Regions from separate parts of the Homo sapiens genome. Here region 2 is linked to region 1. Evidence: read pairs that join two places in POLR2A ChIA-PET (ENCODE). Cell type or tissue: PC-9. All regions are shown on one strand.

What was found. Peaks named below come from ENCODE experiments on the same cell type or tissue, not always from the same donor. Only the 100,000 strongest peaks of a DNase experiment are listed, where the experiment ranks them.
Region 2: POLR2A ChIA-PET joins it to region 1 with 5 read pairs; 1 of 35 experiments calls an interaction of 5 or more read pairs at or near these places.

The regions. Positions count from the first base shown.
Region 1 is chr7:29,604,954-29,607,453 of GRCh38, reverse strand. No RefSeq gene overlaps it. Among named protein-coding and RNA genes, the nearest start is that of PRR15, 42 kb to the right of the region's middle. In PC-9, no CTCF peak of the experiment used is centred here; a DNase peak (open chromatin) is centred at 1,053; H3K4me3 peaks cover 626 bases; H3K27ac peaks cover 2,195 bases.
Region 2 is chr7:28,535,041-28,537,540 of GRCh38, reverse strand. The region is part of intron 4 of CREB5 (cAMP responsive element binding protein 5); the gene reads right to left. Among named protein-coding and RNA genes, the nearest start is that of CREB5, 120 kb to the right of the region's middle. In PC-9, a CTCF peak has its summit at 1,090; a DNase peak (open chromatin) is centred at 1,110.

The DNA of each region.
Region 1 (2,500 bases):
CTCAGAGATGGCCAAATGACCTGTTTGTAACCACGGAGACAGAATGAGACTTTGCTGAGAAGCCTGGGAAAGAGTCAGGCTGCCTTCTGCTGTCCAGGTGATAGAGTTGAGAGCTAGAAGCTTCTGCAGCCTCTCTCTAAACCTAGAAAAGAGCTGCTCTGTGGAAGCTGAGCTGAGAGACGGAGAAAGTTCCCAGTGCATCACTAGAGCCATGTCTTTCCCTAGACTTTTCATTTAAATGAAATAATCACCTTTTCATGTGTGAATCCAGTTTGAGTTGGGGTTTCTACCACTTGCCACTACGATATCAACACCTGCCACACAGGATTGTTGTGTAGATGTAATAAGAAATGAAAGAATCCACAAGGAAACACCTAGCACAGCGCCTGGTTTAGGGATGTGCTATGAGCCCCACCCATCTGTGCCAGCAGCGGCAGCCCCAGGAGCGGTCTCACTAGGATGTGAGCTAGGATGCTCAAGGAAAAGCACCAAGCTAGGTCTGAAGGTCTGAAGGTTTGGGAAGGGCATAGAGACCTGCAGAAGAGGAGAAAAAAGGGATGGGAGTTTCAGGCATGAATGTATAACACACACTTGGGGTACACTGAATAGACAGACCAGTGAATAGAATGAGGACTCATGGACAGGAAAATGGTCAACCAGCTGGCCAGGCCGAGGTCTGGATTACTGCAGATCTAGGGTGCAGCTAAAGAGCTTGGACTTTTCCTGTAAGACACAGAGAAATATTGCTGCCTGACTTGACCTGACATATCAGCATTAATCTGACACTTCCCTGGCTACACTCAATGACTTGTCAGAGAGTACATTTCCGAGGCTCCTGCAGTGATGAAGGCCAGACATAGCCCAGGCCTGACCCAGAGAGAGGGCAGTGGATGGAGGGAGAGGCCAGCCTTGGTGCAAATGCTGTGTTCTCACACTGTGCACGTAGTTCGGCTCATGACCTCTTCTGTGCAGGGGATGAAATACTAGCCTTGAAACACCAGATCCCTTATTAGCCTTTGTCCCTGGGCAAGAAGAATGGAGATTCCAGGGCATTTGCTTTGTTTGGCTTGTTGAGTGATTATCAGTTTTCTGTTTCTGTTCTCTCACCACACCCTCTGACTCACCCTGTGTGCTATAGGCGTGGACTTCTTTTCAGAGCTTTATAGCAAATTTCTTTTTCTTCTGCAAATATCTCTTTTTAAATAATGCATTCAACATAATTATAAAAACACTCTTCTGATGTGAAAAATTCTCCACATATGCAGATAAGAAGGGCTTATTTTGAAAAGAAGTCCAAAGCTAGGAACATACAGGCAAGTGTTTTGAATTATAAGAATTGATATGGTTAATTTCATGTGTCAACTTGGGTGGGCCATAGTACCTGGATCTTTGGTCAAACATCACAGGTGTTTCTACGCAGGTATTTTTTGGATGGGACTCTGAGTAAAGCAGATTACCATCCATAATGTGGCTGTACCTTATCCAGTCAGTTGAAGGCCTTAAGAAAAAAGATTGACCTCCTGCTAAAAGGAGAGAATTTTGTCAGCAGACTGCTTTTGGATTTAAGCTACAGCTCTTCTCTGGGCCTTCTGCCTGCCAGTTCGCGCTGCAGAATTTGGACTTAACAGCTGCCATGCTCATGTAAACCAATTCTTTAAAATAAATCTCTTTATCCCTGCATATTTATACACACACATACATGCTATTGATTCTGTTTCTCTGGAAATCCCTAATACAAGGATAAATTTTTAAAAATTCCTACAAGCATTTTGGTTGGGAAATCAATGACTCAAACAGCCCTACCCCCACCAAAAAGTAGGAATAACAGAATATAGAGTTCTCTTTGCCATCCTTAATTGTGATTTTTGCTTTCTTTTTGACACTTGTTATGTAAGAGATTTTTGTCAATTTCCAAGAATAGCTTTTCAAATTTAAAATTTATTTCTTTATTTATAATTTTCTAGTATTAGAGAATGTAGACTGTATGCTTTCTGCTTTATGAAAATTTTAAGAATTTTTCTTATGGACTCATAGAAGTCTCACTGTTACCACAATTTTTGTAATGTCTCATAAATAGTTGAATGAATAGTATATTCTCTCTTTGTAGGGTAGGGACTTTGATAGGATAGAAAATTCTATACATCTACTAGATTATTGAAATACTCAATAACCTTTTTTTATTTGTCTAGTAAACTGTCAGATATGGAAAGTGATATAGTGAAATAACCTCCATAATAGTCATCCTCTGATTTCTCATGCATATGAACTATTTGGCTTTATACATGTTGGTACTGTATAAAGATACAGATAAAGTATATATAGATAAAGATTCTTGGATACAGGGGCATATTTTTCTATAATATAATATAATTTAATAATGTTAATATGACCCTACTTCATATTTTTTTTACTTGAATTAGATCTTGTTTAGAATTAATATAACCTCCTCCATGTAGTTAACTTTGTTCTCTAAAAAATTTTGCTTTGCTTTCTTCTGTTT
Region 2 (2,500 bases), 1.1 Mb after region 1:
ACTCCATCCAGTAACCCCAGCTGTCTCTGCCATCTCCCATCTTTGTACACCTCCATGTCCATTTCTGAGGCATTTGCATCAGGTGAGCTGTCTCAGAGTATAATTTTAAATGGCCATATGCTCAACATAATTGCATATACTGTGCTATGTTAAAAAAAAAAGGCTTTAAGTGCATGTTGTAGGAAATTCTTTTGTGTTTTGGTGGTAAAGTTCAGAGCTGTTCTAAACATTTATTGGGGAAAAAATGGGTAACCATATGAGATGACAAATATGTTAATTTGCTTCACTACAGTAATCCTGTATCATGTATCTCATGTATCTCATAACATCATGTCATATTTCTCAAATATAGACAATAAAATGTATTAGAAAAAATCTGACTGGACTTCAATGAATATACAAGAACAGCACAATTCAACCTCTCTAAATCTCAGTTTCCTTACCTTAAAAATGGAGCCAATCCTCCCATCTTGAAGATGACTGTGAGAATTAAATAGGACTGTAAGCATTAAGCTTCCAGCACAATTGTGGTATGTAGTACGTGCTTAGTACAGTACAGCTAATATTGTAGGGGATCAGCATGGTTAAGCAGTGGTACCACTTTTGGAAAAAAGCAAACCAGTGTTAGTTAGATTTGGGCTTCTCCACTTACTGGTAGAATGACCTCAGGCAAGTAACTTAACCGTCCTGGGCTTCAGTATGCTAAGCTTAAGATGGATATAAAATAGCTACTTTTTTAGGGTTGTATGAGAATTAAGTGAAACTAAATAAGATTGTGACTATAGACAATACTGATGGACAACATGTAACACTCACAAGTCATTAGTATATGTTCCACACCCATGTTCAGTAAACAGTAGTAGATATTATTAGTAAAGGCACTAATGCTATCAAAAATGTTAATTTAGGATTGATGACCGGCTCTTGCCTGGAATGCCAGAGGTAAACCTGATTCAGTAGGTGATTCCACAAGCCCCAGGCTGGCCAGGCCAGTACAGTGCTGCCTCGTGAAGCTGCCAAACCCTAATGCAAGGAAGTTCAGGTCTGAGCTGGGTCAGGCTTGAAAACAGCAGAGACAGAGTTCCTACCACTAGGAGAATCACTGAGCTTCAGAGCTGGAAGGGAGCGCTGCAGTTGGCAAGCAGGCAGCAAGGACAACATTCCAAGGAGATGCGCCTTACCTCATGATAGAGTGGGAGAAAAGAAACAGACAGACTCTGAGAGGGGATCAGGAAACACAGGTGCAATGTTAGACGGCTCTGCGAAGTCCAAGGCACGCTTTTCCCACTGTTCTTTTGAGACTATTCTATGACTTTGAAATAGAAAGAGAAAACTAAACAGCATCCCCCTTCGTGTACCTTATAGGCTCAAGGTGCTTTTTGAACATTGTTTGCTGGTTTCTCAGCAGACATAGGCAGACAGCGTGTTTTCTCTGCAACATAGATGGGGAAATCAAGACACTCTATGAGGAGTGACTTGTGACAATAAATACTTCAGCAGGCACAAGAAAGACCCAGGGTCTCTGAGGGACCCATTTACAGCTCTGGGCTCAGAATTATGATTTGACCTGATGTGTTTTAATTAAGTTGTAACACAGTTTTCTCTTTTTTTCATTTTCCGTCCTTTTAGATTGGAAACCTGAAGAACATAACCAAGTTCTACCATGTAGGCTTTTGGTGGGACAGAAGTTAGCACAGCCCAACCAAGGAGAAAAAAAGGAGTGCAATAGAAATGGTTAGCCTAGGAGGGCAGAAAGAACCTTTCCTAGAAAATTCATGCTCACCACATCAATAGTATTCTTTTCTCCCTTTCTTCCTTCTTTTCTCCTTTCCATTACTTCTCTTCCTTTTTCCTTCCTTCCTTCTTGCCCTTTCTCTTTTCTCTTCCTTCCTTCCCTTCTCTTTTTCCTTCCTCCCTCTTTCTCTCCTATACAAATTAATTTGTATAACCACTACATAAATATTTGTTAAGATGATATAGTGTCTGAAAATCCAGGGTTTTTAAACAAGCATAAGTGAAGGAAAGTAAGGTAAATGAAAGAGGAAGTCGAGATGAAGAGAAGGAAATATTATGAGACTTCTACTCCCATTTTTTCCTTCCTTCTCTCCTTCCTTCCCTGCCTCCCTCTCTTCTTCCTTCTTTCCTTCCCTCCTCCTCCCTTCCTCCCTTCCACCTTTCCTCCCTTCCATCCTTCCCTCCTTCTTTCCTTCCCTCCCTCCCTCCCTCCTTTCACTTTTCCTAAAGAAATTGGTTTAACCACAGAGGACTATTTGCAGCCAGTAGAGGAAAAACCTCTACTATGTAATCCACAAGTATGAATGTTCCTGCAAAAAGACTTGAGTCTGTTACCAAATTGGGCCCGACCTAGCCTTCCTTGTAAGGCTGCCTTCGTGTGACCACACTGGGCCTTAAAGAGCCGGTGTAGATGGGGTGACCATGGGACAGCAAAGGGGCCACAATATCCCATTGCCTAATTCACCAGGACCAGCAGGAACCAGAG